Regions from separate parts of the Homo sapiens genome. Here region 1 is linked to region 2. Evidence: read pairs that join two places in POLR2A ChIA-PET (ENCODE). Cell type or tissue: PC-9. All regions are shown on one strand. Links, peaks and the distances in the headings refer to the core of each region. The heading gives the core; the rest is flanking DNA. Region 1 overlaps AQP3 (aquaporin 3 (Gill blood group)). Region 2 overlaps UBE2R2-AS1 (UBE2R2 antisense RNA 1).

Region 1 (5,370 bases), core at 138-5,137, 310 kb before region 2:
ATGCCTTCCCTTGTATTGCATGAAGTTTCCCTTGATGAAACTTGAGGAGGGTATGGTAAGGAAGAAGCAAATGAGAAAAGCTTCCTGTTCTCAGGTGTGCCGAGCCCGTTGCTTTTCTGGGCAAGTCAGAGCGCCAGAGTCAGTCTTCCAACCCCCTGCCTTACTGGGCACAGAGGTGCCTCTGTAGAAGTGAAGAAATGACTGAAGAAATGAAGCAGAAGGGGAGATGAGCGTGAACGCAACTGCGGGTCTTGGCACTTAAGACAGCTGACTAGAAGTTGCTGGAAGAGTGAGGCAGAGCAGGGATGGCTTCCCGGAGGAAGAGGCGTTAAAGCAGATCATGAGGACTTTAATGAGCAAAGATGTGAGTTGGGACTTTGGAGCAAAGTCTGAAGACACAAAAACACAGAAACACATAAAGTAGGCTGAGGTGGATGGAGCCATGTGAGAGGAGGGGTAGGCTCCTGACCCTACCTGGAGGTCCTGAACGCCAGATGGAGCATTGTGGATGGTCTCCAGATGGGCACTTTCAGCAGAGGTTTTGAAGAGATCCCTCTGGTTGCTTTGTGGACTGACTGGGGCAGGCCTGGAGGCAGGGAGGCTGCCAGGGGGGCTGTGGCCAAGGTCTGGGTGGAGGTTATGGAGCCTGAATAGCTGCAGGTTGTGGAGGACAATACAGGTTCCCAGTCTGATGGGTCTCCTCCAGGAACAGGGAACTCACCACCTCCTGGGCAGCAGTTCTCCCCATTGGGTAGCTCTGCAGCAAGATCTTCCCTGCATAGGGCTCAAGCCTTTCTGGGGTGATGTGTGGGTACAGGGATTGGGAAGAAGATTCCATTCATTATGCTGGGGGTACCCATGAGGACGGAAACTTGGGGGAAAGTTTGGGACCACTGAGTTCAAACTGAGAGCCTTGGTGAAGAGGCTCTCTAACCTCTCTGTATGACCCCCAGGGTAACCTGACCAGATCAGACACTCAGCCGGGCACCCTGGGTCAGTGTGGGCATGCGGAAGCTCCTTAACTGGCCCCAGAAAAGCAGCAGAGCAAGCAGAAAGATATTTGCACAACTGGAGGTTTTAGGCACATATTTATTTTATTTTTTTTAATATAAAAGTAAAAGAGTACATTGTTGAGTAGAGGATTAAAGGAGTGACGACCCTTTCTAAAGTGGGGTCTCCCATCCCGGATCCCTAAGACTGTAACATCTGCTACATACATTAAAAACAAAACAAAACAAAAGCAAACATGAAACTTATGACCTGACTTCACTCCACCCTTCATGCCTGCATTATGACAGAAACACGTCCCACTGCTCCTACTTATGTATGTACATCCAGAGCTCCAAACCTAAGCTGTGGCCCCCTCCTCCCAGCCCTACCCACATCCACCCTACTTCCCAAAAGCCTGTAGAAGCCCCCACTTAGAAAAAAAGGCAGACATACACATACACAGAAACACATATCTATCTGCAGCTCCTCCATGTGAAGCCCCTGAAACATACACACCCTGGAACTTTCCTCTCCTTATGCACAGATGGACAGGCTGCCTTCCCCTGTCTCTGGGCTCCCCCAATAGCCAGAATCCCTTCCGACTGGTCCCTTGCCCTGAATATCTGGGAACCCCCCCCACACACACACACCCCTGCACACACATGCACACACATGCACACACATGCACACACACACATACCTGCTGCCCATTCTCTTCCCTTGGGAGACAAAAGGATGTATTGACCCAAATTCCGGTTCCACCCCAGCTTAGGGGCAGTGGCCTAAGGTGCTATTTGGGCAAGGTCCAGTGGAAATCCTGAAGGGGCTGTCTCGTGGGGTGAGGGTAGATAGGGAGCTCCTTAGCCTGAAAGGGTGGATCGTGAAGGGGGCTTCTTGGGAGTGGCCCTTGGACAGTCAGTGGATGCTCAAGGCCAGGGCAGCGGAGTGGGGAGATGGCCCCTGCCCACTCAGATCTGCTCCTTGTGCTTCACATGGGCCAGCTTCACATTCTCTTCCTCGTTGGAGGGTGGGGGCTGCTCCAGGTGGCAGCCGATCATCAGCTGGTACACGAAGACACCCGCAATGGAGCCCAGGAGTGGGGACACGATGGGCACCCACCACCAATGCTGGCCGGTCCTGGGGGGACAGACACTCATAGTCAGGGACATGGGGGGCAGGGCAGAGGAGAGGCAGGCTGGGGTGAGCTGGGTGGGGGCTGTACTCACGTGAAGACTGCAGAGCCCCAGCCCGCAAGGGCTGTAAAAAGGCGGGGGCCAAAGTCCCGGGCAGGGTTGACGGCATAGCCGGAGTTGAAGCCCATGGAGGTGCCAATGACCAGGACCACCAGGCCCACGGTGAAGGCCTCCAGGCCTCGGGGGACGGGGTTGTTGTAGGGGTCAACAATGGCCAGCACACACACGATAAGGGAGGCTGTGCCTATGAACTGGGGAGTGGGGAGAACAGGGTGAGCTGCAGCTCCCTCCCTTTCTCTGACCCCTCCTTCCATCCCCCGTCTTCCCTCTAGCTCTTAAACTCTTGTCAGCGCCCGCCCATGCTCTTCTCCTGAAAGCAATGGTGCTAGAATGTCTGCGTGACAAGAACCCGCTGGAGAGCCGCATGTTTTGTAAGTACTTGCCACCATGTTCTGATGCGGGTTACCCCACAGATTGGAGAAACCCTGCTACAGTCGAGGAGTCCTGTCCCCCAACCAGCCCATGAGCTACCAAGGCAACTCGGTCCCCTCCCTGCGTTCCCCTCACACGTCCCCAGCCCATACCTGGTCAAAGAAGCCATTGATCATATCCAAGTGTCCAGAGGGGTAGGTAGCAAAGATGCCGGCTGTGCCATTGGGGCCCGAAACAAAAAGCTGGTTGTCGGCGAAGTGCCAGATTGCATCTGGTGACAGATTAGACACACAGTGAGTCGGGGGAGAGGCCTGAGCCCAGACTTCCCTCTCAGGTGTGCCCTCCCCACCCTCCCATGAGTTATGGGTAAGTAGCAATACTGCTGTATTGCAGCAGGCAGAGGGGGTGGCGTGGGGTGGGGTGGAGGGCCTGAGACTCTGTTATTGCCCAACTTGTTTCTTTCCCTTCGTGCCCCCTACCTTGACCCTGTGCGTGAATGAGTGAGTCATGAGCCCGGGGCCTGGGCAGGTCCTAGCCGTCTGTCATCAAAAGGCCTGGTGCCAGCAGGTCCTGAACAGAGGGACGGGGGTAGTGGAGGAGGACAGGGTGGGGAATGCTTACCATAATACAGCCCAAAAACTATTCCAGCACCCAAGAAGGCTCCCAGCGTCTGTGCCAGGGTGTAGATGGGCAGCTTGATCCAGGGCTCACGAGCCAGGAAGCACATGGCAAAGGTCACGGCAGGGTTCAGGTGGGCCCCTGGGCAGAGGGGACAAGGGACCTATTAGCTGCAGCCTGCCACAGTCGGCAGGCTAGGGTCCCCTGAGAAGGGGTGCAGAGAGGGGTTTCTTGCACAGGATGGCGGTTGGTCTATGTAACAGGTCAGCTGATAATCTCTGATTCCAAGGTGAGAGTCGAAAGTTCTAAGTGTCAAGTTTCTTCTCCACCCTCCTTTCCCAAGGGGCCAAAGCAGAGGCCACAGCTGTGACCTGCCCTTAGGAATGCCAGGACACCTAGTGGGAATGCTATTGAGGGCCAAGGGCTGGGGGCAGGGTTAAGGCCTTACCAGAGACCTGGCCAGCGATGAGGATGCCCAGAGTGACAGCAAAGCCAAAGGCCAGGTTGATGGTGAGGAAACCACCGTGGGTGCCCCGGCTGAGCACAACCTGGGCCACGGAGCCACAGCCAAACATCTGTCAGGAAGAAGAACAGGCAGGGAGGGTGAGGACCAGCAACTCTCACTCCAGAAGGAAGGGGTGAAGCCAGCAACATGCCCACTCGCCACCACTGGGAGGACTAGAGGCGCTTCCTGGAACCCAGCCCAAACCCCTTCTGCTGTAATTGCACTTTCCAGAAAAAGGACACATGCCTTCCCACCCCACTGTCCCAACTCTAATATGAGAGGGCCCTATGGAAAGGGCTGGAAGCAGGGTCTGCGACTGGGATCCTAGAAGATGACTGAACCATCTTCACTGATTTTCCTTGAATTTCAGCAGGCGTAGGTGTAGGGGAACAGCTTTCACCTTAGCACAAGTTTCTCCACAGCCCTTCAGGCCTGGACCATAAAGGTGGGAAGCCTCTCACTCATCCCCCAGCTGCCCCAAAGAAAAGCTCATGTAGGCCCGGTGCAGTGGCTCACACTGTAATCCCAGCACTTTGGTAGGCCGAGGTGGGTGGATCACCTGAGGTCAGGAGTTTGAGACCAGCCTGGCCAACATAGTGAAACCCCATCTCTACTAAAAGTACAAAAATTAGCCAGGCGTGGTGGCAGGTGCCTGTAATCCCAGCTACTCGGGAGGCTGAGGCAGGAGAATCACTTGAAAATGGGAGGCAGATGTTGCAGTGAGCCAAGATTGCGCCACTGCACTTCAGCCTGGGCGACAGAGCGGGACTCCATCTCAAAAAAAAAAAAAAAAGAGTTGAAAAGAAAAGCTCATGTGGTGGTGGTAGTGGTGGCAATGGGCGGCATAAATAAATAGGGAGGAGACCAGAAGTGAGGTTGAATCCACTTCTCCTGAGTCCAGGATGCCAGAGCCCCAGCCTTCACCATGTCCCCCTCAACAACCTCCCCTTCCTTTACCTGTCCCTGTCCCAGCGTCTCCTCTCTCCACCCATGACCTCTCTGCTCTCAGGGGTCCAGATTCCCCACTCAGATTTGGAGGTCCTACAGACAGGGATCTGTGTGGCTCCTCTCACTATCCCCAGCCCGGGACCCAGGGCTGTAGAAATGGGGAGATCGGTTCTAAACTTTCTGCCAAAAATGGGGGAACTAAAAGAGACTAAGAGCCCTGGTGTTCTACAAATATAGAACATACTGGAGCCAGCTGTGGTGGCTCACACCTGTAATCCCAGCACTTTGGAGGCTGAGATGGGAGGATCTTGAACCCAGGAGTTTGAGAACAGCCTGGGCAACATAGTGAGACTTTGTCTCTATTTAAAAAAGAAAAAGAACGTACTATGTCTGTTCCCCTTGTTCAAGCCTGAAAATACTTCTGCAGCAGCTGTAAAGCATTGTTGCCCTGAGCCCCCTGAGTGTCCCTCAAAGCTGCTCCAATGCCTTGCCCTGGTCTCCTCTCCCACCTGCCCATAACTAAAGGTTTTATGCCCACAGAGCAGGCAGTTTCCAGGACCTGTGCTACAGACCTTGTTTATTCTGACGGGTCAGTGCCTGTTGTACTGGATAGTTAAGCATTTTGATTATCATCCCAGAAAGACCAAGAGATAACGGAGAAGCCAGCGGCAATGACATGGGGCA
Region 2 (5,370 bases), core at 80-5,079:
CTGTGGCTGTTTCTCCGGTGTGTTCGCAGTGGTTGCCTGGCTTGGTAACAAACACTCTTCAGAGCCACAGCCTGTGCTCGGGCTCCTCGCCGCCTCCCAGGCCCTGCGATCTCTTTGCATCCCAGGAGGTCCCGGTTGGTTGCAGTCCTCCTGGGTGACTCAGGAACCAGCCTCTCCTGAAGCACACAGCCTAGGGAGTTCCTGGGGCCAGAGACATCTCCAAGGGAAGGTCAAGGGCCTGGAGGATGTGCGGACCTGACGACAGATGCCCCGCACGCTGGCCGGGACCGGGAAGGGCGGTCAAGTGTGGAAAGGGTCTGGCGGCTGCCAGGCCTGGCAGAGTGGAGCGGGGCGGGGCGCAGCGGGGCGGGGCGGGCCTGGAGCTGCACCCGCTTCTGGGTGGACGCACTTGGCGAGCGGCGCGGGATGCAGACGGCTGCGAGGCGCTGGGCACAGGTCAGACGTCAGTACCCGCAGGGGGCTTGAAACTGGAGGAGGGCTCGAAGGGAGAGGGAGCCCCGCCAAGGAGCGGGGCTGTGATGGAGAGGGGGTTCCGACTCGCATGGGACCTGCGGGGGAGGGTACGCGGACAGGGAGGGGATACCGACTGGGAGGGGCTCAGGGACAGGGATGGAGGCTCCTCTAGGGGAGGACGGGAGGGGATGGAGGGCCCTGGTGTCGCAGAAGCCCACCTGGGGCCCCCTCCGGGCTGCGGCACCGATGCGCACACTACTCCCACCGCCCCCGAGTGCCTATGTCCGGCTGGCCGCGGCCCTGGAATGAATATTGCTCAGTCCCCCGCGAGTCAGGTCTGCCGCGTTGCAGGGTGAGGGGAAGGTGTGAAGCCCCGGGCCTCCGTCTGCCCCGTGAGTCCGGGAACGCGCGCCCCCGTGGATGCCACCTGGCCCCTGAGCTGTGTCCAGTCACAGCTCACATAGCTCTGGGCACTGGTACCCCGACTGCCTTTCCTTGTTAGCTGCGATACACAAATACATGAGCCAGATCCTTTCCTGAGGCCAGGAAGCCTGGAATCTAATAACATTGGGCGGTGGATAAAGTCCCCCGATCCAGTGCTTAGCTTCCGTTAATGGAGCCATGGATGGAAGCGGATGTCAGGCGCAGTGGGGGAGAAATTTGCGGGGGTGGCCCTGTCTAGGGCCAGAGAAACAACCTCTGAAGCTTAGATCCAGCCCTAGAGGGAAGAAAGATGTGAGTTTCAGCCAGGGAAACCTAGCACTTTAAGAAATAGAAACCCTTTCAAAATTTGAGGGCAGGTAGCTCTCCTAAAAGTTGCAGAAATGGCCACTTCTTTCACGTTCTCTTCGACTGCTTTCTGCCGTGTCTGCCGTTTTCCTCCTCCCGCACCTTTTTGTCTCCTAGGGTGGCATAGCCTTCCAAACAGATCTGCCTACAGCATTTTACCTGCAATTTTACACTGATTTTATAGAAAGGATGGCTTATTGTTCATGAGAAACGTGTACTGTTTTTAACCAGATGTGTTATATTTTCAGTATAACCTGGGTGTTGTGCAGTGGGAAATTACGGAAAGAATCAGGACACGTGGTTAGGTAGGGGCCCAGTGGCGTCAGACTTAGCTCTTCGTGACTGCGAGCTTCTTGGTTTAATAAGGATATTGGCTCGCTCTGTTCCTGGGGTTTCTGGGAAAAGATATGGAACTGAAATGAAGGTTTCATTGAATATGGCCCACTGATTTTACAAGCAGAGGTGCCTGAGATAAGCAAAAGGTGAGGCATGACCTCTGGCTGTGCATTATTTGTTCTGATATTACAGGAGCCAAGCATTCCACTTCCTTCTTTTTAAAGAGCTTTGATTTCCTCTCACATCTTCATGAAGAAGGAAACAGTGCCCCCACTTACTTATCCTCAGGCCACACCTGTTCCCATTTATTCCGTGAGTTCCTCCCGCACCCTTCTGGTTGATGTTGGTTGTGATGGCCGAGGCGAAGTTATTGAATCTCACATTTGGCACCAGTTGTTTCTGTTTCTCATCTCCCCCCTACCTTCAGTTAAACATCAGCTGCTATACTTAGCTGTTCAAAGTACAGATGTTAACTGTGTTGGGTGTGATCAAAAGATTATCTCTTTTCCTCAAATGTAAAATGGGTGAGGACAGTTTCACCACACAGAGTCACTCCCCTAGCCAAAGTCCTTGCTATTGCAAAACATTTTATTGTAAGAGAATTAAAGTCACTAGTGTGTCAACTAGTGGTACTTATAGACACATTCCATATTTGTTTGTGTAGACAGATCATAAGACAAACACTAGATTATTCCCAGTATGAGACCATACTGAATATGAACAATTAGAGGCCACAGGTGAGTGCTGTCCTCCTCACACTTTCTTTGAACTCTTAAGCTTCTACCCTTTTAACCAGCCAGCCCTCTCCCCGAAACCTTCACTGAGGCTAGAAACAAACACAAAGAGACTATCTGAATTTTAGCGAATTTTATCTCTCTTTTCTGTTCTCTTGTGTAAAAACTAAATGACCACAAACTACACCGCTGGAGGAAAAAGGAAAGCTAAAAGGTCTATCAGCCTTCTGTATGTGATGCAGAGTTCAACTGAATATAGCAAGGTACACACCTGCATTCTCCTTGCCAGGACTTAGATATCATAAGCCATTATCTTGCTGGTTGTTGAAATCGTAATGGGGCTTTATAGAGCACAAGGCGATGTTTGTAAACAGCACTGTTCAGGCAAGATTAGAATCCGTATTTCAAAAATGAGGAGATGGAAACAGAGATATTGTGTATGTGGTCCAGGGTTAGCCAGGAATTAAATGGCAGAGCCGGAGCTCAAACCAGCATTCCTTCCAGAATACCACAGCTGCCTCTGGAGTGGTTTTTGTTGTTCTTGTTGAATTTTGTGATGGAAGATTGTGATTTGTTTTTCCTGAACACTTAATATGTTTTCTGACTTGAACTGTCAGAATCTAAATTTAGAAACTCTCATTTGGTATATTTCATGTCCATCTTTGTTCCATATAATTACAAAAATATCTTAGAGCTGGGTATAACCTTAAAGATTGTCAAGTCCAATCTTGTGGTTTTTCAAAGAAAAAAAACGGATTTAAAAAAATAAAGCAAGTACCTCATGTTGCTTCCCCAAATCTACTTCATTGGAGAATTACAGCTAAAAGCAATGTTCAGATTATTGCTCCTTCTGTCATGTGGTCTCTTGAGAATTTGCCAAATGTATAAATCCAGTGACTTATTTTGATGTACTCTTTTGGTTTGAGGTCTGTGACAGCAAACATAACCTCCCTGAATCCCAGCCTGAAATGCCTATGTACCTTCTGTTCTAACTGTAGCCGTTATTATAGTGGCTAAAGTTCTAACTTCTGTTCTAACTGTTCTCCTGGTTCCATGACAAACAGAGCTTTACTTGTCTTATTCCTAGCACAGTGCCCATAGCAGGCATACATAAAATGTGGTCAGTATGTCAGATAAACATCTGAAAAAGTATGACATGTCATTAGAAGTTCATTCAGCTACAAGAACAGAAAACCCTACTACAACGGCTTAAACAAGTAAGGAGTTTGTTTTTCTCAGAGAAGGAGAAGTCTGGAGGTGAGAAGCCTGAGGCTGGGAAAGGGGTTCCGATATGAACTCATCTGAGACAGGTTCCTTGTGTCTTCCCGCACCACCCTCCTTAGCATGGAGCTCTCATCCTCACTTCCCCAAGTTGCAGCAGAAAGACGGGCAGAGGCATGCTCCAGAAGAGTCTTGTCTTGTCTTGTCTTTTTTTTTCTTTTCTTTTCTCTCTTCTTTTCTTTTCTTTTCTCTCTCTGTCTCTCTCTCGTCTCTTTCTTTCTTTTGAGATGGAGTCTCACTCAGTGGCACAATCTCAGCTCACTGCAACCTCCGCTTCCCAGGGTTCAAGTGATTCTCTTGCCTCAGCCTCCAAGTAGCTGGGATTACAGGCGTGCACCACCACGCCCAGCTAATTTTTGTATTTTTAGTAGAGACGGGGTTTCACCATGTTGGTCAGGCTGGTCTTGAACTCCTGACCTTGTGATCTGCCCCCCTCGGCCTCCCAAAGTGCTGAGATTACAGATGTGAGCCGCCGCGCCTGGCTTGTCCTTCTTTATAATAAATAATAATAATAATAGCTTTTCTGGTAGCCCACCCCAAAAGACTTCTTACATGTCATTGGCCAGAACCATATCACATACACACTATTAAAGGTGAGGGAACCTGAGAGAATCTAGTGTTTTAGACGGACACGATGCCAATACATCAAAGTAAGAATTTTGGGCCAGGCACAGTGGCTCACGCCTGTAATTCTAGCACTTTGGGAGGTCAAGGCGGGTGGATCACCTGAGGTCAGGAGTTCAAGACCAGCCTGGCCAACATGGTGAAACCCCATCTCTACTAAAAACACAAAAAATCAGCCAGGCATGCTAGCAGGTGCCTATAGTCCCAGCTACTCAGGAGGCTGAGGCAGGAGAATCGCTTGAACCCAGGAGGCAGAGGTTGCAGTGAGCCGAAATCATGCCACTTGCTCTCCAGCCTGGACAACAAGAGCAAAACTCCATCTCAAAAAATAGTAATAATAACAAAATAGGAATTTTGTTAATAAGGCAGGGGGGAGAATGAACATTGGGTAGGCAGCTAGCAGCATCTGCCATAGTGTGTTTTATGAGTCGTAGATCCTATCTCTAAATAGGTTGTTATTTGTTTTGGTTTTTTGTTTGTTTTACTAAAAAGCAATGGGTAATGCAGTGGGTCTAGAGGAACTTTTTTAAATGGTAGAGTGCAAGGACCACTCTGAGAACTGCTGATGATGTAGGTCTGGGCTGGGTCTATAAATCTCCATTCCGGACGGGCACGCCAGGTCATCTGAGGGCAGGTGGTTGCGGGAATACATTTTGAGAAACACCGAATGTCGGGTAGTTTAGCAGAAGTGCCTTTATTTTATTTCCGTTAGCTTTTTGCCTCACTCCTCTTGAGGATATTACTTTATTTTTTAATTTTCTACTTTGGTCAACATAAATCAATGTATAGCCTTAGAAGTCGTTCATTGTAGAAGGTTTTTATTGAGTTTATACTGAGTATAGAACCCTAGTGGCAATTACTTTCAATGCTTTGGGTTGTGTTTTTCTGATATTACCATATCCTAAATAGCATGCAAATACGGGCCATTTCTTCTTCTCTTTTCCAGTTCTGGGTAACATCTATTGACATCCTACCAAGAAGGATGACGGTTTGCTCCTTTACACCCCCACCCTCCCTCTCACCTTCACATCCCTTTCTTTTAAGTTCCCAATACGGTTATATCCTAAATTTTTGATATGTCAATGTTTGGTGTGTATATTATTCCCAACTAAGGCACATGACACACCATGAT

The links. ChIA-PET counts read pairs that join two places held together with the same protein. Peaks named below come from ENCODE experiments on the same cell type or tissue, not always from the same donor. Only the 100,000 strongest peaks of a DNase experiment are listed, where the experiment ranks them.
Region 1: POLR2A ChIA-PET joins it to region 2 with 6 read pairs; 1 of 35 experiments calls an interaction of 5 or more read pairs at or near these places.

The regions. Positions count from the first base shown.
Region 1 is chr9:33,440,085-33,445,454 of GRCh38, forward strand. It overlaps AQP3 (aquaporin 3 (Gill blood group)), which reads right to left. Exons shown (of 6, transcript NM_004925.5): 2 at 3,682-3,808; 3 at 3,237-3,374; 4 at 2,768-2,886; 5 at 2,217-2,434; 6 at 1,076-2,127. The coding sequence ends at 1,959. Among named protein-coding and RNA genes, the nearest start is that of AQP3, 4.8 kb to the right of the region's middle. RefSeq lists an enhancer at 2,662-3,861. In PC-9, for the core only: no CTCF peak of the experiment used is centred there; DNase peaks (open chromatin) are centred at 3,097 and 3,607; H3K27ac peaks cover 1,228 bases.
Region 2 is chr9:33,750,272-33,755,641 of GRCh38, forward strand. The region is part of intron 3 of UBE2R2-AS1 (UBE2R2 antisense RNA 1); the gene reads right to left. It also overlaps a transcript of PRSS3 not described here. Among named protein-coding and RNA genes, the nearest start is that of PRSS3, 43 kb to the right of the region's middle. In PC-9, for the core only: no CTCF peak of the experiment used is centred there; DNase peaks (open chromatin) are centred at 180, 1,770 and 2,190; H3K4me3 peaks cover 2,322 bases; H3K27ac peaks cover 2,226 bases.